Regions from separate parts of the Mus musculus genome. Here region 1 is linked to region 2. The links are chromatin loops, found by intact Hi-C in ENCODE. Cell type or tissue: gastrocnemius. All regions are shown on one strand. Links, peaks and the distances in the headings refer to the core of each region. The heading gives the core; the rest is flanking DNA.

What was found. Hi-C counts contacts between places; a loop is a spot of excess contacts. Peaks named below come from ENCODE experiments on the same cell type or tissue, not always from the same donor. Only the 100,000 strongest peaks of a DNase experiment are listed, where the experiment ranks them.
Region 1: it touches region 2 in a loop (4-fold over the local background); 2 of 42 quality-filtered maps call a loop at or near these places.

Annotation. Positions count from the first base shown.
Region 1 is chr5:20,872,039-20,887,497 of GRCm38, reverse strand. Phtf2 (putative homeodomain transcription factor 2) reads left to right here and starts at 5,374. Exons shown (of 18, transcript NM_172992.3): 1 at 5,374-5,542. Tmem60 (transmembrane protein 60) reads right to left here and starts at 5,045. Exons shown (of 2, transcript NM_177601.3): 1 at 4,843-5,045; 2 at 628-1,309. The coding sequence starts at 1,259. The coding sequence ends at 858. In gastrocnemius, for the core only: no CTCF peak of the experiment used is centred there; no DNase peak of the experiment used is centred there; H3K27ac peaks cover 2,376 bases.
Region 2 is chr5:20,815,497-20,830,955 of GRCm38, reverse strand. The region is part of intron 2 of Phtf2 (putative homeodomain transcription factor 2); the gene reads left to right. Among named protein-coding and RNA genes, the nearest start is that of Gm42219, 15 kb to the right of the region's middle. In gastrocnemius, for the core only: no CTCF peak of the experiment used is centred there; a DNase peak (open chromatin) is centred at 9,671; H3K4me3 peaks cover 704 bases; H3K27ac peaks cover 2,500 bases.

The DNA.
Region 1 (15,459 bases), core at 8,505-11,004, 56 kb before region 2:
CGGCCATCACTGGAAAGAGAGGCCCATTGGACACGCAAACTTTATATGCCCCAGTACAGGGGAACGCCAGGGCCAAAAAAGGGGAGTGGGTGGGTAGGGGAGTGGGGGTGGGTGGCTATGGGGGACTTTTGGTATAGCATTGGAAATGTAAATGAGCTAAATACCTAATAAAAAATGGGGAAAAAAAAAAAAAAGGATTGCTACCTGGATTTTATTGGCATTTGTTAAGTACCTTGTTACGGTAGCCACATAGTTTTTCAAAACTGACCACTTTGAATGAGGCACTATGTCTGAGACTTCCAAGACAAATAATTGGCATAACTAGTTTCTGATAGACTGGGAAAGTAGGTTCCCTAACTTCAGTAATAGGCAGCTCATCATCCTAAGCAGGAGGAAGCGCAAAGTGAGCCCATCCTATATAAAAATGCCACCCCAAGACTGAATTGGAACATGAGGTGGCACCCCTAAATATTTCCATAACCAATTTTCCCCTTCATAATTTAAAAGCATATTTACTCTGTTTATACAGAGCCACAATCCAGTAAATGTATCCACAGTTATTTAACTAAAGACTTTGTATTTACATCAAGTCCTGACTATACACAAGGTAAGAGGCATGTGGAAAAATGAGGTCAGAAACAAGCTTTATTTACACAGGGATAAAGATATCAACTTAGATTTTGAATAATTTAGCTTTGGATTGGCTACAAGTTCGTGCCACACCAATCCTGTTTCATAGTAGTTTAAGACTACACTTGATATTTTCCCTTAGTTCTGTTATCCTTTAAACTTGCAAACATTTGGAATACTGTATAGCTTGTTGAACAGCAACAGAAATGAGACGATGTACTCGGAGGTCAGTCTCTCACAAAAAAGACATTATATCCAAGTTCTGTTAGAGCGCCAGCCAGTAAGGCCCATAAAGGAATGAAGACATAGGAAAGATTCATGGTAGTAAACTGTTCCAGTTTAGCACACAGTGCAAGGCAGAAGGCTAACTTAAGTAACATTGCAATGAGGTACCAGGCTTTTTTTTTAATATTGTGCGATCCATGTCGAGGGTCAAAGCCAGACTTACACCGTCCGGCCATTTTCACAATCAGCATGACAAGAAGGATAGTGTCAAATATCCAGACTGGAATAAATATGAGGAACCAATTCCACGGTGCCTTCTCATCCAGTTTCAACACCAACATGATGAGGAAGAGTAATGTGAAAAGCCAGGTGAGGAGTACTCTCTGAGCCAAGGACATTCTCATTTAAACAGTTTAAAGAGGCTGTTTCGGGGATGAAATAAGGGAGACACACCCTGAAAAGAAAAAAGGTCACAATTTGATGGCAGAAACCACTTTGATTCCTAGTAAAGTTGCCTGATTCTCACTTCTCAGAGTCTCTAATTTGGAAAACATTCTAGCATTCAAAACCTGTTTTAGCAATAACCAACTATGTCTGCACACACATTCATATTTTCAATTCTGAATCATGTGTAAGTGTGTGGGTACTGCAAGTGCCTTCAAGAGGCTGGAGGTGGAAGATTCTACCGGAGCGCGGTTTAAGCAGCTGTGAGCCTCCCAACAGTGGGTGCCGGGAACAGCTCTCCAGTCCTCTGGAGGAACAGTCTGGCTTTTGTTTGTTTTGTTTTTCGAGACAAGGTTTCTCTATGTAGCTCTGGCTGTCCTGGAACTCACTCTGTAGACCAGGCTGGCCTCGAACTCAGAAATCTGCCTGCCTCTGCCTCCCAAGTGCTGGGATTAAAGGCATGCTCCACCACTGCCTAGATAGCAGTCTATGTTCTTAGCTGTGTTAACTGCGAAGCTCTCTTTCCAGTCCTTGCACCATTTCTTATAGTCCACGACTGACTTAAGATAGTGTGGACACTGGGCATGAACCTCATTCATGAGCAATTGGTTCCTTTTCAGTGTTATCAGGTCCAAGTCAAGCCTTTCGATGCACCACAGGGATGTTCTTAACCTCTCTGCATACTTGCAAACTTAAGAGTTTTGCATTTAATTTCAAGAGGTGCTAAAATAAAGCACCCGAGGTCAACACATTGAAACATGTTTTTTGAGGCAGGATTTGTGTATAGCCCTGGCTATCCTGAAACTCTGTAGACCAGGCTGGCATCAAACTCAGAAATCCACCTGCCTCTGCCTCTTCAGCACTGAGGTTAAAGGCATGTGCCCCACTGCTGGGTGCATAATGAAGTTTTTGAGGATAGAATGACTGATATAAACTTTATATAGTTTTTATAAACAGCAAGACTGAAGAGGTGTCACTGGCTAAATAATCCACACAGGACTGATAACTATACTTGCACATAATCCTTGTTTCTTGTATTTTTAAGTATTTCCTTGCTAGAGCAGACCACTAAAAAACTTGGGATTTTGTTATTACCCAGTGTTTAAAGATCCAATGACAGGGGCTAACTTTTATATCACTGTTCTCTTTTATTTTAAAATAGATTTCTTTTAAAAAAAACTTTTTATGTGTATGTCTACATGTGTGTGCCACATGAGCCCAGAAAAAAAATGTTCAGTGCTAAGATTCCTTCTGAATGTGAAGATTACCTGGCACCCCTGGTTGGTATCGCCTGGTACTAGAGTTACAGGCAGTCCTAATCGCCTTATGTAGGTACTGGGACTTGACTCAGGTCCTCTGATAGAGTAGCAAGCATTTTTAGCCAACAAGCAATCTTTCCATTACCCAGAACCTTAGCTCTGTTACTCTAGAATGCATCCTTATGCTTGGAAAGCCCAGTACCCAGTACCTCTCACTGCCAGAATATTTTTAATTTCTCTTATTTTTTTTTCAATGCTAGTATCACTAAGATAATTCTTAAGAACTTCTACTTTCAGTTGGGAATTCATTAACTTATACCTTAGCTTAAGGTATAAAGATGTATCTAATCTTCATGTATGGATTTACATTTCAAGATTTTTTTTTAATCGAAGCCTTGCGACCTTTAAGTGGAAGGGCAGATACAATGGGAATCAGAAGGCAAACTACATGCAGTGGAGTAAGGCAGCTTACTCAACAGAGGGCAAGGAAATGGCAAAAGCTGAGTAACATTTTATTCCTCTGATCACGTGGTCATGAGAGTGTGAGAGGCACAAGTAGGAAAATTTCCTTCTCTCCTTCCACCACCCAGGTCCTGGGGACTGAGCTCAGGCCATGGGCCTGGGTGGCAAGTGCAGCATTTACCTGCTCTTACCATCCCAAGAACAACTAAGTAGGAAAGTAATCTCCATGACAAAGCCACTGGCAAAAGACAGAGTGAAGACAGGCACACAGGAGAGAAGGGAAAGGTCACCAGGGGGAGAGGTAAACAAAAGGTGAGAGTGATGCAGGAGAAGCAGGGACAGACAAGAAGAGCTGTGGTCAATCTATTGCTAAAGTCTGCACATCTCGAGGATGCTAATCTTGGTAAACACACACCTGTTGAACTTTAGCAGTTGGATGCTGATGTCCTAGCACCTTCTCACTCTCAACTATTAGCAGTTTGTTTAGTTTGCAAATGCTTTGGACTGCAGGGATTTGGCAGACAGAGCTCTGCCTACATAGCCTGGCCAGCCTAGAACTTTGCTTACATAGACCAGCCTGGCCTTGAACTCTATCTAAAGAGCTACCTGACTTGACTCTGCTAGGACTTAAAGGCACAGGGGTATAAGGAACTGCTCACATTAGGTTAAGTCACGGAAGGCAATTTTCTGTACCAGTCTTTTACAAAAAATAGAATATAATGGAATGAGATTAAGTTTGGAAGCAGAGGTGGAGATGTGGGCAGACTGCTTAATTAACTGTGTGTTTTTAATCCTGTGAATTATGTTTGCTCAGTCCTAACCTCTGATTTGGTCAATTTAAAGAACCTTTAACAAAGTTTTGTGATTATTAATATCCTTAAACACAACTTTTCTATATGGTACAGGATAATACAAACTTTTTTCTCCCCCATCCCCACCCCCTTCAGGAACAAGTGCCAAGTCGAGTGCAATGACTATAGGCATTTTAGGACAAGAGGTGAAAGGAGGCCAGGGCCTAAGCTTATTGCGGTTACAAGTTTATAATTGTGGGTGGAAACAAAACTCGGTTGTAGAAAAGTATTCTCAACAATGGAGATGACCTTCCTGACATTTAACTGACGTTTAAGGATTACATACGCTGAACTACAGTGGTAATACAAGGTTCCAATTTTACAAAGACATACTGTTTTAATAGAATTTATTTGGTTTTTACCACCATTTTCTCTCTATGTGTTGGTCCAAGGCTAAGATTTGCTCAATAGATATTTCTCACTTAAGGTGGTTATATCTGTACACAGAAGGTGTTTTTTTGTTTTTGTTTTTTTTTGCCCGTATGATTCCGGATCCATTGTTGAAACCTTCAGAGTTTCTTTCCCCACACATGGAAATACACACCTGCATCTAGTAATTAGTTGTGCGTAGTAGACTCATCCAAGGTCCTTCCCATACCATTCCATTTCCCTTCTCCCGCTACTCTTAATACTTATAAATGAACTCTCCTTACCCGAAGACAGCTCTGTTTAACCAGCTCACAATTTCCTTCTCAAAATAAGTGGCCTCGCTGCTTACAACTTGGTTGACTTTAGGGCTCATCTGCCCTGGAACGTGAGGATCCTGCTAAACTATCCTGGTCTTTGGTTTGGAAATGCCCATGGTGGTTTCGCGGGAATATCTGGACTCTCCCAAACTCATGCTGGAATTTAATGCGTTTTTTGCAAGACGCATCCCATAGCCGTCGTGCAAACGCGCCCGCACGCAGCATGAAGGGGTGAGGTCACCCGGAGGCAGCACGGACAGGACAAGGGCCGAGCTCCCGACTCACCTGGTAGAGCGGCTGGCCGGAGAGCCGAGAGGGCAGCGAAGGTCGGGAAATCCGCCAGTTTGGATCCTAATCCTCTTCCACACTTTTCCCCCCATTAAATTCTTAGGCCCTCACATGATAATTAAGGAGAAGACATAGTTCCGCCTCTCCAAACAGCCGCAGCTGAGGCCCTCCGCACCTCAAGGTTCCGCCCACATCCGGGGCTGTTCCCGCCGCCCTTGGCCTATCCCGGAGAGCAGAGCGAACGGCGTTCGGCGCTCACGGGCCCGTTTTTCTTGTTTATTGGTTCATTTGGCCGCCAGTAACTGACTGCCCTCCGTTTTAGAGCGATAAAAAAGGGAGGCAATGACCGCGCCCCCTGGGCCCGCCCCTTAGTCCTATAGGTTGGTAGAAAAGTCAGTTTTCCGATCACGCCCGCCGTCGGGCCCGCCCTCGCTCGCCGGGACCCTCCCACCCCTCTCGCCCGGTCCCGTAACCTGCGGGCTGCGGCGCAGACTCCGTGGTCATGCGAGGAGCCGCGGAGGAGGCGGGGCGTCCCGGGAGGCGGAGCGCGGTGCGGGCGGCGCGAGCGGCGCGAGGGTGGAGGCAGCGCGCCGCCGGCGGCGGGGCTGTAGCTCTTTGGGCTCCAGCGGCGGCACTAGCCTTCGCGACTCTGCGCGTCTCCTAGCCGCTTCCCAGCGGCGCGGCGCCGGCGGCTACGGTAGGCGCCACAGCTCCATGCTCGGCGGGCCATGTGGAGGTCGCCGCACTCTGACAGGATCCCAGGGCTGTGCGGACCGGGCGGCGGAGCGGCGGGCGGGATGGGGGCGCGGGCTTCGTGGTCGCCGTGGCGCCCCCTGCCACGGGCACCTGCGGGCCCCGCTCGGCCGCGGCCCCCTCCCTTCGCCGGGGCGCGGCGGCTGCGGGCCGGAGCTCGGCGCGGTGTGGGCGCGCGCGCCCCTGCGCTCCTCTGGCTTGGGGTCGCGCGGTCCCCAGAGGGCGTGTGGGGGCGGCGGGTGGCCGGGCCGGGGCCCACGCGAGGTCCTCTAGCGGCCCGAGGCGCGCGCGGGCTCGCGGAGCGGTCGCCCTGCGTGCAGGCACTGCCCGCGCGGAAGGGCAGCTGCTGCTCCCGCAGCTCCGGCGCACGGGAGTTGCGGCTCCTACAGCGACCGCGGAGGGGCGGCTACCCGAGTCTCGCGCGTGGGCCTTGGCAGGGCATTTCAGGTCTGCAAACAATGCAGTGGTCCATAGGCATGCTTCACCTTGTTTCCGCCTCGTGTTGACAGCCAGCGTTCTAGTATTGTTCTGGTATTGTGCTTTCTAACTCATCACTGCCTTGTTAAACTTCAGGAATCATTTTGTTAACCATTTTATTTTTGTCCGGAGAACACCTGGGGACTGTATTAACATGTGCTACTGGGAAAGTACAATGTGGAGCAATTAATCTTCCTTGTGGGTTTTACATACTTGGGTGTATGTAAATTAGGTATGCAATTTACAATTGTTTTGTCAGTGGTAGACGTTGCTTACTTTGATGTTACTTTACGTGTAATACTTTAGTAATTTTTTATTGCTTTCATCAAACATTTTTAAGCGTTTCTTGCCTTTTTTCTTTTTCCGAGTCTTTGATTTTAAGTGATTATGAATTTGCTAGGTACTTTTGTAAATCGTTTTTCCTAACACTGGACTTCCACGTGCACTTTAGCTCAAGTCCTAACTTAGGTTTGGTGTACAGGCTATAGATTAAAAGGGAAAGAAACGGGTGTTTCTGTGAGTTTTATGATTCAGACTCTAGACCCCAGAGGAAAGAAATCAGGAGGTCCGGGTAGACTGAGCCATGTCTGGAACCAGAAAACAAGGTGGTTCCAGGAAATTTCTTAAGTTTTTCCCTCTTTGGAAGTAGTCTGCCTCCTGCACAGGGAAGCAGTTGAATGCATTAGATAGTATCAGAACTATCTAATGTTGGGTGGCGAGGATTCTGAGTTTTAGTATATTGTAGTAGATCATAAAAATGTATTTATTTCAAGTGCATCTAACTGTGTGGGCAGTCTTGCATAGCCAAGCTTGCAAGAGTTAAATATTTTAAAGGTCAAATTGGCACTGGAGAGTTGATGCTAAAAATAAAGATGACCTGAACAGTTTTTAAGTGGAAACCTTTTTGGCTTGTTCAGTTTATGTATAATTGTAGGGAATATGTAATGCATATATCGTCACTAAGAGAATTTATGTTAGTATGTTGAAAAAAATGAAGATCATAAATTAGTTGGATTATTTATATATTATATTATGTCACATAATCCAATGAGTAATTACTATTCTCTATTATTACAACTAAGATTTAGTTAACTAATGGTTCGAGATTTTAATGGTAATAAGTTGATAGATTCACTTGTAACCAATTTAATTACAAGGACTACATTTCAAGTATGCTTTTGGACTACAGTTAAATGGGAGTAGACTTGGTAGAAAGAGACTAATAGACAACAGTGTTGCGGGGTGATAAGCTGAGTCCAAGCTCTTTCTCTTGAAACACTTTCAGATCACTGTGTAAACGCAATTTTGAGTGTTGTTAAAGATGTAGGGACGAAGTCAATCACTGTCACTCTTCTTAGGAGTCAGCGGGTTTGTTTTTTTTTTTTTTTTTTTTTTTTTTGGTTTTCGAGACAGGGTTTCTCTGTGTAGCCCTGGTTGTCCTGGCACTCACTTTGTAGACCTGGCTGGCCTCGAACTCAGAAATATGTCTGCCTCTGCCTCCCAAGTGCTGGGATTAAGGGCATGCGCCACCACCGCCCAGGACTGCCAGGCAGGAGTCAGCGGTTTAAGAGGAGCGATACTTAAACAAAGGATAGCACCTTACTGTGTTGTGACTGTGTGGAATCTGGCTGACTTTATGGAGAGTTTAAAGGATAGGTACTTGGGTCACGTGTGGTAGCATGTGCCTTTAATTCTATCTAGGTTTTGAGAGCCAGAGACAGGGAGATGTCTGGATTCTAGGACAGCCAAGTGTACATAATGAGACCTGTTTTAAAGCAATAACGACAAAAACCAAACCAAAGGGGTTGGGGAGATGGCTCATTGGTTAAGAGCACTGGCTGCTCTTCCAAAGGACCAAGGTTCAAATACACATGCGGGCAAAACATCAGTGCGCATAAAAGTAACACTGGCTGCTCTTCCAGAAGACCTGGGTTCAGTTCCCAGCACTCACATGGCTGCTCATAACTGTAACTCCAGTTCCAGGAGATCCAACATCCTCCTCACCCAGACATACATGCAGGCAAACCATCAATGTAAACTTAAAACAGAAAGAAAGAGAGAGAGAGAGAAAGAAAGAGAGAGAAAGAAAGAGAGAGAGAGAGAGAGAGAAAGAAAGAAAACCAAACCAAAACAAGATAGTCACTAGAGTTTGAATACCTGTTGATCTTTTTTACTGTGAGCATGATACCACATCAGTTTCCTTATTTGTTGAACAGAGAGGATAGTACTTGTAAGTGAATATTAAGTACTAAATAAAATGATAAGCACTGAACAAAGAAGGAAGAACATGTATCTTTTATTTTTTAAGAGAATGGTTGGGAGGTCCAGGGAGGAGGTTTCTTTTTTTTATTATTATTAGATATTTTCTTTATTTACATTTCAAATGTTACCCCTTTCCTGGTTTCCCCTCTGAAAATACCCTCCTCCTACCCCCTTCACTTCCCCCCGCTCACCAACCCACCCACTCTGGCTTCCTGGCCCTGGCATTCCCCTCCACTGGGGCATAGAGCCTTCACAGGACCAGGGGCCTCTGGGAGGAGCTTTCTTGAGCATTGGAGACTTAAGTAGTTTCCATAAATAGAGAAGGAAGGAAGATACTCCATACAGGAGAAGACAGTCTCACACCATGAGTCTAGCTTGAGAGAATGGGAATTGTAGCATTATATATAAGTCCTTGTATATCAACAATAAATGCTGATTTGCATAGATTGTGTCTCGGCAGAGTGAGTATATCCGATTTTGAAAATCAGAAATTGCCAAATAATCATTTTAGTTATTTTTTTTTTTTTTTTGTTACTGTGACAAAACACCACGACCAAAAGCAACTTATAAAACGTATTTAATTTGGGGCTTATGGTTCTATAGGTGAAGAGTCTGTGACCATCATGGTCTGGGGAGGCTGGCATCAGGCAGCTGGAGGGTCCTGAAATAGTAGCTGAGAACTTACAAGTTGATCCACGAGCATTAAAGCAGAAAGAAAGAGAAAAACTGGAAATAAATGGGCTTTTACCCCCAAGTGACGTAACTCCTACAACAAGGCCATCTCTCCTAACTCTTTCTTCTCTAACAGTTGCTAACTGGAGGGCCTAAAATAAGTGAGCCCGTGGGGGCCGTTCTCACTTAAACTATGACATACACTTAGAGAAGCAGTCTGTCTGTTATATTTTTACCTAATAGTTACCCTTCACTTATTTTCCAAGTGCCTATTCAGTACATTTTTAAACATGTCTGATTAGTCACCATTTCATTGAGCTTTTTCTTTCTAAGCTGTATATGAAGACAACAAAACACTGGCAGAAGCCTTTGCACTCTATTTTGCCTCCTTTATATAGGAATCTTTTTTGTTTGTTTGTTTTTTGTTTTTGTTTTTTGTTTTTTTTCGAGACAGGGTCTCTCTGTATAGCCCTGGCTGTCCTAGAACTCACTTTGTAGACCAGGCTGGCCTGGAACTCAGAAATCCGCCTGCCTCTGCCTCCCGAGTGCTGGGATTATAAAGGCCTGCGCCACCACGCCCGGCTATATAGGAATCTTAAAGTGGCTTTTGTTGTTCCTAATCTCTGCCTAGTCTAGAAACTCCTATATCAGCCGATTTCCTCCCTCCCTCCCTCCCTTCTTTCTTTCTGTTCCTTTTTGAGACAGGGTCTCATTATGTAGCGTTAGATGGCCTGGAACTCCATATAGACCAGATTGGCCTTGAGCTCAGATTCTACTTACTCTGTCTGGGACTAAAGGGATGTGCCATGTGCCAGCACAGCCGCTTACTATCTTAAAACCAGCGTGGGATAGGTTGGTGGGGCAGAATGTTTTCAATTGGGACTGCACTTGAAACTGAGAGAAAGGGTCCATGTTTATATTTATCTTGTTAGCATGGAACTCTACAGACACTGGGTATATAAAACTGAACCATCCTCACTTGATCACCAGAAATATCTGAGTAAGATGCACATACAGGTGACATTTAGGACAGCCGTATTTTCAGTTCAGGTTGTTAGTGTTATGCAAGTAGCTGGAAAAAAAATCCATAGGTTTGCAAAGAAAATGCTGACTGCTTCCTAAAGCAGGTATTTTCTTCCTCGGCAAGAAAGAAAATATGCTGGATTTAATTCTGAATAGTGAACTTGAACTGGGGCAGGAAATGGCTGTGGCTGAAGAACTCCCTGATAATAATCATAGCTAGATTAAATTTGACATTTAGTGAGAGGAAGTAAAGAAAAGAATGCAGTTTTCTGGATGTAGAAGCAGTAGAAGAACTATTGGGAGTTTATCTGCAGAAATTTTGAAGACTAATAGTAGGCACTGATAACATTTAATAAAAAACCTCAAATGAGCTGATAATAAAACAATAAAAGATAGCAAAACTGTATGAAAGATATTTGAAAGTTATGTGCACAAGTTACAGTCTTCCACAGATTGAGGATTAGGTCTGAATTCTGTCATTGACCAATTCAGCAACTCTGGGTTCATTTAGTAACTTTTTTTGAAGTTTGGTTTTATTCTTGAAATGCAGATGTCTATCTTGTTGCACTTTGATGTTAAAATACTTAAGTGAGCTCTTAGACACCTTGACATAGTATTTGACTCATTAGACTTTCTCAAAAGCTGACTGTTGTGATTCTTTGTCTGCATTGAACTTTAGAAAGCAGTCTGGTGGCAGTGGCACACTCCTTCAATCCCAGTACTTGGGAGGCAGAGGCTGGCATATATTTCTGAGTTTGGGGTCAGCCTGGTTTATGTAGTGAGTTCTAGGACAGCCAGGGCTACGTCATGAGGTGACCCTGACTCAAAACAAATCAAAACAAAAATAATCAACAGACCTAATAGAAAACTCCAGAACAAGGTAACAGAACTAGAAAATAGCAAAAATAACTCAGGAAGAAGCAATACTCTGCTAGTCATTTATAGGCAGTGTTTAGTAAAAAATTACTAGAACCACATATATATGTAATGAGTTTAATATTCTTAATGTCAAGAACATAAACTTAATGAAACTGGGTCTCAGCGATGTGATTAAAGCATATAGATAAAGGAACTTATTTTTCCTTAAGTCTTCATCTTATTTCTGAAATATTTTTCCATATACATGCATTTGTGTGTGTGTGTGGGGGTGTGCACAGGAACATGTTTGTGTATAAACCTAGGACAGAAGTTAGCATTGAGTATCTTCCTCAGTTAAGCCCTATCCTCACTGGACTCGGAGCTCACTGATGGGGCTAGCCTGCTGGCCAGCAAGCCCAGGATTCTCCTGTCTACCACCCAGGTGATGTGCAGGGATTACATGTGGACCGACGACCACCTGGCTTAATTGGGTTTGGGTAACAGGTCTGAGAATCTCATGCTTGCAGGGAAGCTGGGAATTGAGCCATCTCCTAGACTTTTATTTCTAAAATCTTTAATGAGATTAATTACTTAATTTTCAAAATGCTTTTTAACTTCATTATTATATCTGCATATGATGCATGAGCGTGAGTGTGTATGCAGGTCAGAGGGCAGTTGGTTCTCTTCTACTTTTCCATGGGTTTCAGGGCTCAGTCTAAGAAAGTCAGGCCTGTGTGGCAAGTGCTTAACCCACTGAGTTATCATCTACTGGGTCCTTGTCTTAGTTACTGTTCTGCTGTGACAAAGGACCATGACCAAGGCAACTTAGGGAAGAGTGTTTTGGGGGCTTACAATTTCAGAGAGCTAGTACATGATGTCTGTCATGGCAGGGAACAAGGGTGGCAGGCACGCGTGGCACTGGAGCAGTAGCTGAGAGCTTATGTCTCATCTACACGCTCGAGGCAACGGGAGGAGGGGAAAGCTACCTGGGAGTGGTGTGAGCCTTTGAAACCTCCGACTGGAGGACCAAGCATTTTAATGTATGAGCCTATGGGAGGCATTCTCAGGCAAACCACCACATTCTACTCCCTGGCTTCTATATACTTGTAGCCGCATCGTAATGCAAAATGCATTTAGTCCATCTTCAGAAGTCCCCATAGTCAAGGCAACTTTTAGAAGAGTGTACTGGGGCCTTCAGTTTCAAGAGTTAGGTTAGTTCATGATTGTCGTGGTGGGAAGCATGGTAGCCGGCGGGAATGGTGCTAACGCTGGGCCTGAGCACTTATATCTCATCCTCAAATACAAGGCAGAGAGAGTTAACTAGGAATGGCATGGACTTTTGAAAGCTCAAAAAACCATTCCCAGTGACATCTCTGGCAAGGTTCTTGTACTGGTTGGTTCTGTGTGTCAACTTGACACAAGCTGGAGTTGTGTCATAGAGAAAGGAGCTTCAGTTGAGGAAATGCCTCCACGAGATCCAGCTGTAAGGCATTTTCTCAATTAGTGACCAAGGGTGGGAGGGCCCCTTGTGGGTGGGACCATCTCTGGGCTGCTAGTCCTGGGTTCTATAAGAGAGCAGGCTGAGCAAGGCAGGGGAAGCAAGCCAGTAAGGGACATCCCTCCATGGCTTCTACATCAGCTCCTGCTTCCTGACCTGCTTGAGTTCCAGTCCTGGTTTCCTTTCATGATGAATAGCAATGTGGAAGTGTAAGCCGAATAAACCCTTTCCTCCCCAACTTGCTTCTTTTTTTTTTTAATTTGATATTTTCTTTATATACATTTCAAATGCTATCCCAAAAGTTCCCTGTACCCTCCCCCCGCCCTCCTCCCCTCCCCACCCACTTCCACTTCTTGGCCCTGGTATTCCCCTGTACTGAGGCATATAAAGTTTGCAAGACCAAGGGGCCTCTCTTCCCAGTGATGGCTAATTAGGCCATCTTCTGCTACATATGCAGCTAGAGACACGAGCTCTGGGGGTACTGGTTAGTTCATATTGTTGTTCCACCTATATGTTCAGCTCCTTGGGTGCTTTCGCTAGCTCCTCCATTGGAGGCCTGTGTTCCATCCAGTAGATGACTGTGAGCATCCACATCTGTATTTGCCAGGCACTGGCATAGCCTCACGTGAGTCAGCTATATCAGGGTCCTTTCAGCAAAATCTTGCTGGCATATGTAATAGTGTCTGGGTTTGGTGGCTGATTATGGGATGGATCCCTGGGTGGGGTAGTTTCTGGATGGTCCATCCTTTCATCTTAGCTCCAAACCTTGTCTCTGTAACTCCTTCCATAGGTATTTTGTTCCCTATTCTAAGGAGGAATGAAGTATCCACACGTTGATCTTCCTTCTTCTTGATTTTCTTGTGTTTTGCTAATTGTATCTTGGGTATTCTAAGTTTCTGGGCTAATACCCACTTATCAGTGAGTGCATATCATATGTGTTCTTTTGTGATTGGGTTATCTCACTCAGGATTATATCCTCTAGATCCATCCATTTGCCTAAGAATTTCATAAATTCATTGTTTTTAATAATTGAGTAGTACTCCATTGTGTACCACATTTTCTGTATCCATTCCTCTGTTGAGGGGCATCTGGGTTCTTTCCAGCTTCTGGCTATTATAAATAAGGCTGCTATGACTTGCTTCTTGGTCCTGATGTTTGTCAGGAATAGAAACCCTGACTGAAACATGGTGCTTTAAAATGTTACTTTTAGTCGGGTGTGGTGGTGTACTTCTGTAATCACAGCACTGGGGAGGCAGAGGCAGCTGAATCTCTGAGTTCCAGGCCAGCCAGGCCAGCCAGGGCTACATAGAGAAACAAGATTACTTTTAAAACATTTGTATGTGTATATCTTGTATAGAGAGCATATTTTCACTCCTTTTCTTGTCTCTGCCCTCCCTTCTCCTGCTAGTGCCCTTTGACTCCCTAGGCATTTCTGTTTTTTATGGTGTGTGTGTATGAAATCTAGAACTCAGAAATAAGAGAAAACATATTTGTTTGTCTGAGATTGGCTTAATTCATTAGCGTGATTATGTCCAGTTGCATCCTGCAAAGGACAGAACTTTGTTATGGCTGAAAAAAGGTCCATGGTGTGCATGTGTCATGTTTTCCTATCTATCCTGTTGGACACCCAGATGGTCCCATACTTTAGCTATTGGGAGTAGTACTACAGTAAACACCGATGTGCAAGGATCTGTGTGATTTATTGGCTTGGAGTCCTATGGGTATATATATACCCAGGAGTCATAGAGCTGACTCATAGAAGATCTGCTGCTGTGTTTTTATGAAACCTCTCCACAGACCTCCACAGTGGCTGTGTGCCAGCTTACATGCCCACTGTCATTCAAGGTTCCCATTTGTCTGCAGCCTTACCTGCAGTTGTTACTTGTCTTCTTAACTGAGGTGATGACTGGAACAAGGGAGACTCTCACTGTGGTTTTACTTTGCATTTGCAATTTTGATTTGATGGCTAGTGAAATGAGAGATTTTTTCATACATTTATTGGCCATTTACTTTTTTATGAACTGCTCATTTCATTAGCTCCTCTAAATACTACTTTGATTATTTCACTTTTTGATTATACAGATCTTGGTATATCTTTTTTTATTGAAAAAGTTAATATTCATTTATCTTTGTGTATATTTGTGCTTGCATGTGTATGTATGTGTGCTGCCCTCAAGGACACATGGGCACTGTGTACGTGCTGTGGCTTATGTGTGGATGTCAGAGGACAGCTTGGAGGGTTTTGTTTTTCCCTTTCCCTGAGTTCCGGGGATTAAATGCAGGCTGTCAGGTTTGTTGGAAAGCACTTTCACCTGGTGAGTTATCTTGCTGGTCCCATTTTAAACTTAAGAAGACTTATTTTATTAACCCTTGATATGGTCTGTCCATCTGTCTGCTTATTATGGGTTAATTTTGTTTTTGAGATGGTCTGATTTTGTAGCTCTGTCCACACTGAAACTTGTGGTAACCCTTCTGACTGTCATCCCAAGGGCCAAAAGTACCTATGTGTGCCACCACACTGTGTGCCACCACACTGGCAGAGCTCTGTCTTAAATGATTCACGTGCTCTTGAAAAGAATCCCGGGAATTCTAATGAAGTTAAATTGATTGATAGCATTAACTCTTTAATATTCTTTGATTTTTTTTTCCCCTCTCTCTACTTGTTTTCTTTATCTGTGGACTGATTGATTTCCTAGCACTTCTTTCAGTTTTTCCTAAATACATTTTGAAATTCTTGTACTGCATGTATTCATACTTTGGATCGTATGATCTCTCAGTGAATTAGAGTCCTTTACTCTATATTATATAATTGCACCTCTTATTTCTGGTGATATACTTTGGACTGAAACCTACTTTACATGGCCTTTGAGCTTCTTTTGATTACTGTTAGCATAGTATATTGTTTTAATTTTTATGATTTACTTATTAATTTGTGCATATATGTATAGATAGATGTATGTGTTGTGTGTATGCTTACGTGCATGTGGATGCCAGAGGTCATTGTCAGCTGTTTTTCTCAATAACTTTTTCACCCTGTTCTTTGAGGCAGTGTCTCTTTTGAGCCCACCAGT
Region 2 (15,459 bases), core at 8,254-10,753:
ATCGATACTTAGTAAACATAGTAACACTCTTGTCACTTATCAGGCTGTCAGTGCTGTCTAGCCATAGCTGCATGTCCTCCTCTTTCATACAGATGTGGTTTGTGTGGGTCAGTTTCACTACAAACACAAGAGAGATAAGTGCTGTTCTAGGATGGCCCCAAGGTCACCAGGTGACAGGGGTGTAGGTCTCAGTATAATGTAATGCCTCATAGGTGGCTCAGTATGGCTCATAGATGACATATGCGCTTATAATGCAGTACTTTGTTGACCAAATGTCAGTGGTGCATGGCTGTTGTGTTGACTCTATTAGAAGTGTTGTTAATTACTGATAGGTTATGTGGATTAATGTTTATAACTATGTACAAAGCTCAGAGAATTTTCATTAATGTTTATGAATGTTTTTTCTTTTTTTTTTTTTCCATTTTTTATTAGGTATTTAACTCATTTACATTTCCAATGCTATACCAAAAGTCCCCCATATCCACCCACCCCCACTCCCCTGCCCACCCACTCCCCCTTTTTGGCCCTGGTGTTCCCCTGTACTGGGGCATATAAAGTTTGCAAGTCCAATGGGCCTCTCTTCCCAGTGATGGCCGACTAGGCCATCTTTTGATATATATGCAGCTAGAGTCAAGAGCTCCGGGGTACTGGTTAGTTCATAATGTTGTTCCACCTATAGGGTTGCAGATCCCTTTAGCTCCTTGGCTACTTTCTCTAGCTCCTCCATTGGGAGCCCTATGATCCATCCATTAGCTGACTGTGAGCATCCACTTCTGTGTTTGCTAGGCCCCGGCATAGTCTCATAAGAGACAGCTACATCTGGGTCCTTTCAATAAAATCTTGCTAGCGTATGCAATGGTGTCAGCGTTAGCGTGAATGTTTTTTCTTAACATTAGGTGGGGTAATAAAATTCATGGGTTTTGGAGATCCCCCCCTGTATTAGTCAGGGTTCTCTAGAGTCACAGAACGTATGGATAGTCTCTAGATAATAAAGGAATTTATTGATGACTTACAGTCGGCAGCTCAATTCCCAACAATTGTTCAGTCGCAGCTGTGAATGGAAGTCCAAGGATCTAGCAGTTACTCAGTCTCACGCAGCAAGCAGGCAAAGGAGCAAGAGCAAGAGCTAGACTCCCTTCTTCCAATGTCCTTATATTGTCTCCAGCAAAAGGTGTAGCCCAGATTAAAGGTGTGTTCCACCACACCTTTAATCCCAGATGAAAGGCATAGCCCAGATTAAAGGTGTGTTCCTTAACTCGGAGATTCAATCTTCTGGAATCCATAGCCACTATGGCTCAAGATCTTCAAACCAAGATCCAGATAAGGATCTCCAAGCCTCCAGATAAGGGTCACTGGTGAGCCTTCCAATTCCGGATTGTAGTTCATTCCAAATATTGTCAAGTTGACAACCAGGAATAGCCACTACAATCCACCCCTTGTCAACTTGACACAAATAATATCTCATGTTCACATGAAACAATAACAAGGTTGTAAATACGCCTAACATGATATAACTATCCCTCGTACAATCGCAAACGCATTAGTAAATTTACAATGGGCATTCATATTACTTTATAATCCTCGTTTCTGCAACTGGTTACGTGGCCTTAATTGGTATTTATAACTACCTTCCTCTACTACCCATTCTGTATTTCCTTCACCTTCAGCCAGCACCTCAGCAGGTCTTGGCTCTTTTCCTGGAGGATTGACCCATACCTTCATTCCTGATGGGTCTGCGTCCTTTGTCATCCTGCTTGGATTAGGCTGTTGTAGTTTCCCATTGACTTTAATCACAGGACATGGTAGTACTAAGAGACGCCCTAAGGGATCTCCTGCACTCCAGACATAATCTTGCTTACCACCATTGTGAAGAGGTAATCCAATTTCCCCATGGTAATCTGGATCTATCACCCCTCCTAACACTGTTATTCCTTTTTTAGCCTGTTGGTTTAAGGGCATTAGAAGCCCAAAATGACCAGGGGGAAGTCTGAGCTTCCAGTTCAATGAAATGTTTGTTGTAGCTCCTGGTAGGAGCACTCCCCTCTCTGGAGCCAAAACTTCTAAGCCAGCAGAACCTAGAGTTATGGGGACAGGAAGCAAAAATTTTCCTAGAGGGTCACTAGGAGTGATAGTAAGTGGAACTATTCCGTTTTCCACCCCTTGATTCCTGGACCCATGAATCCTGGCTATGGGTGAAACTGTACCATATATCGAGCGCTGATTCAAAGCATATACTGCCTTCTGAAGAACTCTGCCCCAGCCTTCCAAGCTGTTACCACCTAATTGGCGCTGTAACTGCGTCTTCAAAAGGCCATTCCATCTTTCTATCAGCCCAGCTGCTTCAGGATGATGGGGAATGTGGTAAGACCAGTGAATTCCATGATCGTGAGCCCACTGTCGTACTTCTCTGGCTGTGAAATGAGTTCCTTGGTCAGAAGCAATACTGTGTGGAATACCATGACGATAGATGAGGCATTCTGTCAGTCCGTGAATGGTGGTTTTAGCAGAGGCATTACGTGCAGGAAAGGCAAATCCATAACCAGAATAAGTATCTACTCCAGTAAGAACAAAACGCTGTCCTTTCCACGAAGGAAGTGGTCCAATGTAGTCAACCTGCCACCAGGTTGCTGGCTGGTCACCTCGAGGAATGGTGCCATATCTGGGGCTCAGTGTTGGTTTCTGCTGTTGGCAGATCTGGCAATCAGCAGCAGCTGTAGCCAGGTCAGCCTTGGTGAGTGGAAGCCCATGTTGCTGAGCCCAAGCATAACCTCCATCTCGACCACCATGGCCACTTTGTTCATGTGCCCATTGAGCAATGACAGGGATGGCTGGGGAGAGAGGCTGATTGTCCACAGAACGGGTCATCTTATCCACTTGATTATTGAACTCCTCCTCAGCTGAAGTCACCTTTTGGTGAGCATTTACATGGGACACAAATATCTTCACATCCTTTGCCCATTTGGAGAGATCTATCCACATACTTCTTCCCCAGATGTCTTTCTCACCAATTTTCCAATTGTGATCTTTCCAAGTCCCTGACCATCCAGCCAATCCATTGGCTACAGCCCATGAGTCAGTGTATAATCGTACATCTGGCCATTTCTTCTTGCAAACAAACTGTAATACCATGTGTACTGCCCGAAGTTCTGCCCACTGTGAAGATTTCCCTTCACCTGTGTCTTTCAAGGTTGTCCCAGAAAGGGGTTGTAATGCTGCAGCTGTCCACTTCTGGGTGGTGCCTGCATAACGTGCAGAGCCATCAGTAAACCAGGCTCTAGTCTTCTCCTCTTCGGTCAGTCGATCATAGGGAACACCCCATGGGCTATAGGCACATGTTTGGCAGCAGATGGCATTGTAACAGGAGTAGAAACCATAGGCATTTGAGCAACTTCTTCATGTAACTTGCTTGTGCCTTCAGGACCTGCTCTGGCCCGATCACGTATATACCACTTCCATTTGATAATAGACTGCTGCTGTGCGCGTCCCACTTTATGACTTGCAGGGTCTGATAGTACCCAGCTCATGATGGGTAGTTCAGGTCGCATAGTAACTTGGTGTCCTATTGTCAAACGTTCAGTTTCCACTAAGGCCCAATAGCAGGCCAAGAGCTGCTTTTCAAAGGGAGAATAGTTGTCTGCAGATGATGGTAGAGCTTTGCTCCAAAATCCCAAAGGTCTTTTCTGTGATTCACCTACAGGGGCCTGCCAGAGGCTCCAAACAGCATCTCTATCAGCCACAGACACCTCAAGTACCATCGGGTCTGCTGGGTCATATGGTCCAAGTGGTAGAGCAGCCTGCACAGCAGCCTGGACCTGTTGAAGGGCCTTCTCCTGTTCCAGGCCCCACACAAAGCTAGCAGCTTTCCGAGTCACTTGGTAAATAGGCCTAAGTAACACACCCAAGTGAGGGATGTGTTGTCTCCAGAATCCAAATAGACCCACTAAACGTTGTGCTTCTTTCTTGGTTGTAGGAGGGGCCAGGTGCAATAACTTATCTTTCACCTTAGAAGGAATATCTCTGCATGCCCCACACCACTGGACTCCTAAGAATTTCACTGAGGTAGATGGTCCTTGAATTTTGGTTGGATTTATTTCCCATCCTCTGATACGCATATGTGTTACCAATGAGTCCAAAGTGGTTGCTACTTCCTGCTCACTTGATCCAATCAGCATAATGTCATCAATATAGTGCACCAATGTGATATTTTGTGGAAGATCCAAACGATCAAGATCCCTTCTAACTAAATTATGACACAGGGCAGGAGAGTTAATATATCCTTGAGGCAAAACTGTGAAGGTATACTGTTGGCCTTGCCAACTGAAAGCAAATTGCTTCTGGTGGTCCTTATGGACAGGTACTGAGAAGAAGGCATTTGCCAGATCAATAGCCGCATACCAGGTGCCAGGAGATGTGTTAATTTGCTCAAGTAACGAAACTACATCTGGTACAGCAGCTGCAATTGGAGTTACCACCTGATTTAGTTTTCGATAATCAACTGTCATTCTCCATGATCCATCTGTTTTCTGCACTGGCCAGATAGGAGAGTTAAACGGAGATGTGGTGGGAACCACCACCCCTGCATCTTTCAAGTCCTTGATAGTGGCAGTAATTTCTGCAATGCCTCCAGGAATACGATACTGTTTTTGATTCACTATTTTCTTTGGCAAAGGCAACTCTAAAGGCTTCCATTTGGCCTTTCCAACCATAATAGCCCTCACTCTACAGTTCAGGGAACCAATATGAGAATTCTGCCAATTTCTGAGTATATCTATCCCAATTATACATTCTGGAACTGGGGAAATCACCACAGGATGTGTCCGGGGACCTACTGGACCTACTGTGAGTCGGACATCAGTCAAAACTCCATTAATCACCTGCCCTCCATAAGCCCCTACTTTAACTGGAGGGCCACAATGTTTCTTGGGATCCCCTGGGATCAGTGTCAACTCAGAACCAGTATCCAGCAGACCCCGAAAAGTCTGATTATTTCCTTTTCCCCAGTGTACAGTTACCCTTGTAAAAGGCCGTAGGTCCCTCTGGGGAAGAACTGGAGAAAGGGTAACAGCAAAACCTTTGAGTGTCTTATCAAGATCCTTCCTCAGCGGAACCTGGCCACCCCTTCATTCAAGGGGTTCTGGATCTGCAAACTGTCTCAAGTCTGGAAATTGATTCACTGGCCGAGATTGCTGTTTACCACGATCTAATGTAGCCTTTCTTTCATTTGGCTGTTTTCCACGATCTAATGTAGCCTTTCTTTCATTTGTTTGAGAATTTTTCTGCTTATACAGATCAAACAAATATGCAGTAGGCTTCCTATGTATTTCATTCCTGGAAACACCATGATTGGTTAGCCAGTACCAAAGGTCCAACCGAGTCATGCCATTATAAATTTCACCTCTCCTGTGCTGACCATTACTGGGTATGTTATTATAAACATTCTTTTGTCTACGCTGTCCATTATAATAACTAGAATCACCTTGTCTCGGGCGATTCAATGCTGCCACCTGGCCCTTGTTACCTCGGAATCCAACTAAACCCAGTGAATTTAATTCATCTAATTGAGCAGAAGCATCTCCAATGCTAAGATCTGGCACAAGGAAAAGGGAAAGAACAAAACCCTTCAAATGTGCTGGTGCCCCTCTCACCAATTTGCGTCTTATAGAGCTGGTGAAAGGCATATCTTCTGGACCTTCCCATTGTGGACAATTATGCTTTACACAATATATCCACTCTAGCATTGCAATTTCCCTAAGTCTTAAAATCCCTTCATCAACACTAAGCCATGGAATATCAGGCATCTCCAAGTCATTTCCAGTAGGCCATCTTTTGATAAACACCTCAGCCAACCATTCAAACAAACTTTTGACACCTTTTTTAACTATGCGAGCTTCCGTATTAAACCTAGAATCTCTACTCAGAGGACCCATGTCAATAAACTCAGCCTGCTCTAGTTTTATGTTCCTTCCACCCTTATCCCACACCCTTAAAATCCATTCCCACACATATTCACCAGGTTTCTGCTTGAATGAATTAGCAAACTCATTAAGCTCCTTAGTAGTGTAGCGAATTTCCTCATGGACTACACTTTCTACCTCCCCTCTAGGAGCCTGTTTTGCTTTGAGTCTGGTTACAGGTCTAGAAGAAACTATTGGTGGGCCGTAAGCAGACTCTGCAAAATTAATTTCCTCATGTGGGGAAGGCATTATTTCAAGAGGTGGGGCTGAGGGTACTACTTCCTCAGGTGGGGCAAACCCTTGAGAATCTGAGGATTCAAAATTCTCAGCTTCAACATGGTCTTCCCACACATCCCCGTCCCATGTTGTAGGATCCCATTCTTTGCCAATTAGAGCCCTTACTTTAACTGTCGACACACTCTGAGGCTGAGACTTGAATTTTCTCTGTAGTTCAGCCAACCTTACAATGAGAGTTTCTGTTTGATTTTCTGCAACTTGAGCTCTATTGCTACAAGAGAGAAGATTCTCCTCAAGGACACACTTAGCAACTTTTAGATCGTTTACTTGTGTCTGGAGCCTTTCGATTTTATCACACAACTCCTTCCTTTCATTCATCATTTTTTCCACAGATACTAAGAGCAGCCAGCCAGTAAAATCATTTTTCGATTTTTTCCCCATCTTGTAGAAAGCTTTGTGCACTGAATCACCCAATTCATTAAGAAAATCAAGGGCATTAGCTTCTTTAAGTTCGGAATATAGTTTCAACCATGGGTCTTCAAAATTCTCTGAGCTCCCAGGAGGGAGAGAATCTGGAGAGGTTTCAATATTTGAAAGTGCTGGTGGATCAACAAGCCAATTCCAGTATTTTAAAAGATTCATCCTTGTACTTCTGTTACTCTAGAACCACTCCTGGTACCAACTTCTGTATTAGTCAGGGTTCTCTAGAGTCACAGAACGTATGGATAGTCTCTAGATAATAAAGGAATTTATTGATGACTTACAGTCGGCAGCTCAATTCCCAACAATTGTTCAGTCGCAGCTGTGAATGGAAGTCCAAGGATCTAGCAGTTACTCAGTCTCACGCAGCAAGCAGGCAAAGGAGCAAGAGCAAGAGCTAGACTCCCTTCTTCCAATGTCCTTATATTGTCTCCAGCAAAAGGTGTAGCCCAGATTAAAGGTGTGTTCCACCACACCTTTAATCCCAGATGAAAGGCATAGCCCAGATTAAAGGTGTGTTCCTTAACTCGGAGATTCAATCTTCTGGAATCCATAGCCACTATGGCTCAAGATCTTCAAACCAAGATCCAGATAAGGATCTCCAAGCCTCCAGATAAGGGTCACTGGTGAGCCTTCCAATTCCGGATTGTAGTTCATTCCAAATATTGTCAAGTTGACAACCAGGAATAGCCACTACACCCCCCCATACATTTGTTATAAAAATATGAGCAACACTATTTGGTGATAAAATAAAGATGAAGTAAAGTTTGTGTTTGGTCTTTTTCTGTAGTTTACTTAGAGCTAAAGAAAGTCATCTTTTAGTTTTTAAGACCAAACTATATTTTTAATATATAGCTTTTGAAAGCTATTTTAATAGTTTAAACAATTTTTAAAATAATTTCTACTCTATAGTAATTGAAATAACATCAAAAATCTAAATAATCAGTAATTGAGTGGTATTGATTTGACTTTAAAAACTTTAAGAATCAATATGGTAGATTTGTTAGAACTTACATGTTGAATTTTGACCTCTTGTTGGATAATAAAAATATATTTGAACTACTTTTTTATTGTTAGTAGAATACTGTGGGTCAAAAATGGGGTCCCGCATCCAGCTCGCCACAGGGCTAGGGCCATTCATGGAGGTGGATGTGGGAAGTTTGACTGCGCGCATCCCACAGCCCCTGCCAGGCAGGCACTGGACTGTGAGACACTCCTCTGGGACTGGGGAAGGTGCAGTCTGAGGTCCCTGTGGACCTGCTGGAAGCTGGCTTGGGGGTCCCGGCCCACGCAGAGGTCTAGACCCACAGGTTCTCACTCTTGGGCACTGCAGATGTCACTGAATGCCGTGGAAGAGCTGAGAACGGAGTAGGGGGCCTGCAGGGCTGGCTCTGGCCTGGAGCCGAAGGGAAAAGGGCAGGAGGAAGGCTCCAACAGCTAGTTATCTGGTGGAGAGTCCTTTGGCTGGTTGGTGGGTAGCTGACTTGGCTGGCAGCCGTGGCTGAAACACAGGGAGACCTCCCATGGGAGGTTAGATGCAAGGCTCATTAGGCGAAGACCTGCTCCATTGCTCCTACACATCAGATCCTGATGAGAAGAGGCAGTCCATGGTTTTAAGGCATCTATTATAGAAAGATAGAGAGAGGGAGAAGAGTAGAGAAGTAGAGGCAGGCCACGGCCACATGGAGAGAGGGGAGAGGGGGAGCAAAAAGAGAGAGAGAGAGAGAGAGAGAGAGAGAGAGAGAGAGAGAGAGAGAAAGAAAGAGAGAAAGAGAGAAAGAGGGTAAGAGAAAGGAAGGGGCAAAGAGCCCCTTTTATAGTGGGACCCTACCTGGCTGTTGCAAGGTAACTATGGGGAGGAACATGCCTGGCTGTTGCCAGATAACTGTAAGAGTGGAATCCAGACAGAATACCAGGAGCTTGGGCATTGCCGAAGTGACTGATGGCCACACTCCTCTCTGCCGGGGGCTGTGGGAGGCTGTAGCTATGAAAAGGGGCCGGGGGCCCAGGGGGCTTGGCTGAATATCTGCCATCCCTAGTAGGCAGAAGCCACCTACTGGATCACAGGGGTTCAAGGCCTGTGCTCAGACCTGAGACCAGGCTATCTGTGCACAGCTCACCGCCCCACAGAGTACTAAATCTTTTATGTTCTCACTAGTAGACTCTTCACAATTCATGATCCAAAGTTAGTTTAAATAGAAAAGTAGACCTTAAATTATCTTTGCTCAGATAACTTCATAGGAAAACTTATTAATCAGACAGTACTTTAATAAAACCACTGAGAACATACTTGGTGTCCCAGCAAGCTGGAAAGTAAACAGTTCTTGTAAATTATGCAGGGTGGTGTTGGTTTCCATTACCAGCTCTCTTTAAAGTTGGGCCAGGAAACAACACTGCTGTACCCTGCTTCTGCTTCTCCCAGCACATGTGAACTGCCAACTACTGACAGCCTAGATGTCAGACGGAAAGACTGGCCTGGCCACTCTCCACAGCAGTGTACACAAATATTTCTATTGAGCTTGTAATATTTATTTTGTTTCATTCTGTTAGTCATACTTTTCTTTGACATTTTTTAGGAGGAGACAACCTGCTTGGCTCAGCTGGAGTTGGATGTCTGGCCTTGGGTCTTTGTGGGGTTGGGGGAAGATATGCTGGATCAAATAGCATGGACCTGGAGTGTGGGAGTCACTTCAGAACACAGCAGAACTTTAGGCCTTTTATGCTTAGTGATCTCATTTTCCCTAAGTGTATAAGAGATAAGTATGGTACATGCTTTTAAGATTTAATTCATCAAGACCTTATGTATTAAAGTTGTTGGCTTTTCATTAGTAGTTAATATGAGACTTGAAATGACACAGTGTAACTTGTGTCACTACCTTGAGAGTGGACAGGCAGGAAGGTTATTCATGACTATTTTTGCCTCTCAGGTGGCAACCATTGTTTGTTGTTATGGAGTTAGGAAGGTTTTCTTTGGCTCCCTCAGCACTTGGCCATCTCCCAGTCCCACTTTACATCTGTCTGTCAGGCTCTCTTCCCTCTGCTCCCATCTGGTCCTTTGTGAGCCAGCTGAGTCTTTTCTGCCACAAGAATCTTACCTGGAATATGGTGTTTCCTTGTGCAAATGGCATGTGTTAGTGTGTTGGTTCTTCATCTTTTTTCTGTTTTGAAATGTTCTGTGTGTGTGTGACTATGTCCTTTTGTGGGATTTAAATATTTGACTGTTTTGTTAAGCTTTTTAGCTAAATGGTTCTCCAAAACCCAAAACTCTTAACGTGTTTTCTACCAGAGACTTTATTAATGAGCATTTGTAGCTGCTTTCCCCACTGTGTGGTTCCTTCTACTCGGTCTTCATGTGAGATTGCATTCAAAACCACGCTGCTTAGTCCTAACCTGACACTTACTGGTTCTTGAGAATATGAACTATTGTTTTCTCTTGATTTTTCTAAATATTCTGTCACAGTCAGAAAAGTAATACGTGTCTGTAATAGGAAAATGGAAAATTCAGGAAGTGGAAGAGAGATTGAAATCAATTTCTATTGGGCATGGTGGTGAAATCCCAGAATTGGAGAGGCAGAGGCAGATGGGTCTCTAAGAGTTCAAGGCTAGCCAAAGAGACCCCAAGTCAAAAAAACAAACAAACAAACAAACAAAAGTGTGTGTGTGTGTGTGTTTTGCTAGGGATTGAACCCAAAGTCTCCTGCAAATTAAGCAAGTACTCTACTACCGAGCTGTTCTCCAGGCCTCTAAAACTACAGTTATTTCTTTAATAATTCTCAAGATAGATTTGTGTGCAGTCAGAAGCATTGCGGGCATTGGGACATCAGGGCCATGCGTTCAGTCAGTCTCCCTTCTGGCCATTGTCCACTCTGTGTACTGAACTTCGTTGTCGTAGTCAGGGCTGGTTGCTGCGCTCTTCCTTTCGCCCTTTCTCACCTTTATGTCCCCTCCATGCCCTGCTTGAACCTTGACATCTGTGCTGGTTCACCATCAGCTTGTTTTTCCTGCTCAAGCTGACAGCCTTAATACAGAGTCTCCTTTCCTATCCCATGGATAGCCCAGGCCTGAGCCCCTCTGTGTCTGGCAACCTGGTGTTAGGTCCCATAACCCTGTTTCATCCAGTTGCTGTAGCAGTGAATTGTCCGGGAGAAGTAAGGGGGTAGGGTCCTGGAGGGGGAAAGAAACAGTGTGCATATCATAAGTGTGTAGCAGCAAGCATAGTGTAAGGTATTTGATGGCCCTAGTGTCAACAGTTGAATTCACACCCTGCCATAAAATACCTACCTTTCTGGTTTCTAAAACTCTTTTTTTAAAAGATTTATTTATTATTATAAATAGGTACACTGTAGCTGACTTCAGACACACCAGAAGATGTTGTCAGATCTCATTACGGTGATTGTGAGCCACCATGTGGTTTCTGGGATTTGAACTCAGGACCTTCGGAAGAGCAGTCAGTGCTCTTACCTGCTGAGCCATCTCTCCAGCGGTTTCTAAGACTCTTAAGTTGACTTTGAGTCTTCTCTTTCTTTGAACATGTACTTGTTTGTTCTTGGTTTCTTCAAGTTACTCTGTTTCTCTAGAAATGATCAAATAGGCAATATAACACACAGACACAGTTTGTGCTACTGAGTTCTGGACTTTTTACATTTCCATCTCTTGAATTCCGGTTATAATTTCTGCTTGTCTTTTCCTAACGTGTGTGTGTGTGTGTGTGTGTGTGTGTGTAGTCCCAGTACTCAAGCCACCAATCCCTGTCTTTGTTCTTCTGCATATCAAGGTCCACAAAGGTCATGTTATCCCTCAATCATAGTGTTTATTTGATTGTTTTTTGAATTATTTATGCAAATATTTGTTGTAGAAAATTTTAATCCCAACCCGGGGTTTCTACCCTGCCTTTGACCATTCAGTTCCTGGATGAAAGACACATACAACTTTTGTTTTTACATTAAGCCTTAAACAGCACAACAGCTGGGCAGATACCTACCTGCTGTGCTATTAGAATCTACTTTCCTATCAATAACCCTGAGTTATTACTTAGTATGTTCCATCTGGGCTGCTCATAACTCCAATTGGCCAGCCCTCAGGGCCATGTTCTCTTGTGCCTTCTCCACCATTCGCCTTGTTCTCATTCTCAATGATTTTCTGGTCCCAAGCCAGGAAATCCTAAACTTCACATATGTCTCTTCTCCCCAGCTATTGGCTGTGGGCATCTTTGTTTTCCAATCAGACATAACTTGGGGGCAAGGCCACATAGAGTCACTTGGATCTATGTGCAGACCCCAGGTCTTGGGGGCCCACACTTAGCATTACAATACAAAGCAAGACCAAACCTCAACAGTATTTTTTCTATGGTACTGACTCCTTAGAGCCAAATCCTCTAGTAATTATTTTTTTTCATTATATTAAAGAGTATTCTTCAAAGCTTGTTTTTCAAAATTTGAATCAGTGTTTCACCATATCATTAACTGGTTCTTCCTAAGCTGTAGAAACATGGTCATGATTTGTGAATAGATTGTTTATATGGCCTATATATATTATTAAATGTTTGACAAGTTTTTTTAGTTTTCTTAGCTAAATGTTTCTATGTATCTTATTGAAAAAACATGTGACTGCGTGTGCGTGTGGTTGAATGTGTGTGTGCGTGTGTGTGCGTGTGTGTGTGTGTATCATATAGTATCTTAGGGTTAGTACAGGGAAGGTGTGGTTTTGAATGGCTGTGGAAAGACAGTCATTGGTTACAATTAACTTAGGATGAATGGAAGCGTCAGTAGTTAATGAGGTGTTATTATCTAGTGCCTAGAATTTGCCCCCCAACTTTTATTTTGTGTGGGTGTAGGCTTGCATGTAGGTGTGTGTGCATGTGTATAGGTCAGAGGACAGCGTTAAGGAGTTGGTTCTCTTCTTTCACTGTGGGTTAGGGAAATTAAACTCAGGTTGTTAGGCTTGCTTGACAGGTGCCCTTACCTGAGGAATTTGCCGCCCCAAGAAAAAGTCATAGTCTCCATAGCAAAGGATTTCAGGTCTCTAGTCAACCATCTTTATTTTCTCTAGTAATACCTTTTGTTATTGTACAATCCTGGTGATGACTGATTAAAACAGTAAGCAGTAGTTAAGTCATACACGTTTATAGGCTCTAGAGTTAATGTTCATTCCATAGCTTAGAATGATTTTCACAGTTACACTCTATCTGGATCCTTACCTTCTTTCATTACTGTCTGTATACTGCAGGGATTATAGTGGGAGATTTAAAAATTACAGGATATTTGTCTATTTGCAGGGGGAGCATATGCACTGTCACATGTTTGTGTAGGTCAGAGATCAACTTGTGGGAGCCACATCTCTCTAAGCCCAGCATGTGGGCTACAGGGCTGAACTCAGGTCCTCACACTTGACAGCATGTGCTTGTGCATACCAAGCCTAAGGGGATATTTCTAATAGCTGTTGTAAACTTACGATTCTACTGAGTTAGGACTTGATTAAAAACAATGATGGAAATGACCACTCCTTGGTCCTCAGGCCACACCTTGAGGTCTGGCATCATTATCATTCACAAGGAATGATGCGGCATGATTAAACCTCTTCCTTTAGTCCTCCTCACTCAAGTCACTGAGTGTCTGGCATACAAGCATTGATTCCTTTGGTAAAGGGAAACAGATATTTTTAGATTTGTCTGTGAGGCAGTAGTTAAAAATAAAACACTGTGGAAAACTTTATGATTTTCAGAGCTTTGGGACCTTGACTTTGGAGTTAAATATTGTTTAAAAGCCAGAATAGCTAGATCCTGTTAATTCTGGGAGATTTATCTGCAGGTCCTAAGTTCTAGAGCAAGTGTCGGTTACGTGTTTCCACTGTGTGCTTTACAAACATGATAGCGCTTGTGATGCTTTACGGTGCCTACCAGGGCGGCGGGTTTCGGAGCATTGCAGCTTTCTTTCATTGCTGTCTTAATATTTCATTCTGTTATCCACTGCTTTTGTTCTTACTTTGACTCCCTGCCTTTCCTTTTTATTAAACTTAAAGATAGATCATTATGGCAGCACAAGCTGTAGTTTAGGAGCCCAGGAGTTGATGTCAGGTTGTGTGTCAGTAAGCCATCTATCTCTCCAGCCCCTCAAGACATTCCTCAATTTTTTTACTTGTCTTTGAGATTTTTGGGGGGGGGGGGGTGGTTGAGACAGGGTTTCTCTGTGTAGCCCTGGCTGTCCTGGAACTCACTTTGTAGACCAGGCTGGCCTCGAACTCAGAAATTCGCCTGCCTCTGCCTCCCAAGTGCTGGGATTAAAGGTGTGCGCCACCACGCCTGGCGAGATATTCTTTTCATGCATTTAATGGATACATTCTTGCAAACAAAGGCAGACGTGTAATCATCTGATATTCGTCTAGGGGGTCAAGCCGTGGAGGGATTTTACATAGATATAGATAAAACATTTGATACTTATGGGAATTAAAGACTTGTTTCTCAATGTTTCTTACATGATATTCAGAAAAATAAGAGCATAGTAGTAGTATTAGGGGGAAAGTTACAACAACATATGCAACTTGAAGGAGTTATAGGGTTTGGGGATCAAACTTAAGTCAACAGGCTTGGAAGCACCTGCATCTATTGAGTTTTTAGTGTGTGGTAGTTTAGTAGTCTGTTTATTATAGGAATTGGGTGATAAAAGTTGTAAGTCCAGGCCTCCTTTCACTTAAGTACATTTCTAGACTTTTAGTCTTTTATATCATCTAAGCATCCAGTACAATAAATACACTGTGGACAGCTACCTTTGGTAAGATTGCTGCTGCTGTCTCTTGAGCCTTTTGATATCCTAGCTGCTGATCTAAACGTAGTGACTATAGAAGTAATTTAGCCCTTAAAAGTAGTGTTTTGGTGTGTTTCTGAGAACTACTTTCCTAGAATTCTTGAGTGCTGCCTGTTTACTGTCTCGTGACCCAACCATTCTAACATGTGTGTCTGATACCATCGATTAGTTCCGATTGTTCCTGAGGAGCCCGAGGCAGTCTTTCTCTGTATCTGCTGGTCTTCTCTTTCTTATCTCTTCCCTCCTCTTCCTCTCTGCCTTCTTCATATTATCCTTTTTATTTTGTTTATATTGTGTGTAGAAAGATACAAAACAAAACTGAGAATCAAAGCAGAAGGGAATTGATTCTTGTTAGTTACTACGTAGTGGTAATGTGAAACACACTTCCTTTCTTAGATGATTGAGTCATACAGCTGCTGGAGCAGACCTGGGTTTGAGAACTAGGCTCCCACAGTAGTATGTGCACTGTGGGGAAAAAAAAAAATACGGTGTCAGTATAAAGCAGCAGGGAAAAGTGCTATTCTTTTCATGGGTGTTAGGGATGGTCACTGTTACTAGTTCCTGGGTCCTTTGTATCTGTTGCAGTCACTGACAGTGAACACAGCAGTGTTAGCTGTAGGAGTCAGTTGTGAGTATTCATTTCAATTTTAATGGTTTTGTTATTATCAATTCTTTTTTTTTTTTTTTTTTGGTTTTTCCGAGACAGGGTTTCTCTGTATAACCCTGGCTGTCCTGGAACTCACTTTGTAGACCAGGCTGGCCTCGAACTCAAAAATCCGCCTGCCTCTGCCTCCTGAGTGCTGGGATTAAAGGCGTGCGCCACCACACCCGGCTATCAATTCTTTATCTCAGTTTCTTTTATATCTGTATTGATTTAAGGATGCTGCTATGTGCTTGTTTTTCTTGTTATGTTTTTATTTTCACATCTGAATAAGCCAACATAAAAATAAGAGCAAAGGGGAAATAAGTTAGATGAGAACGTAGTAGAA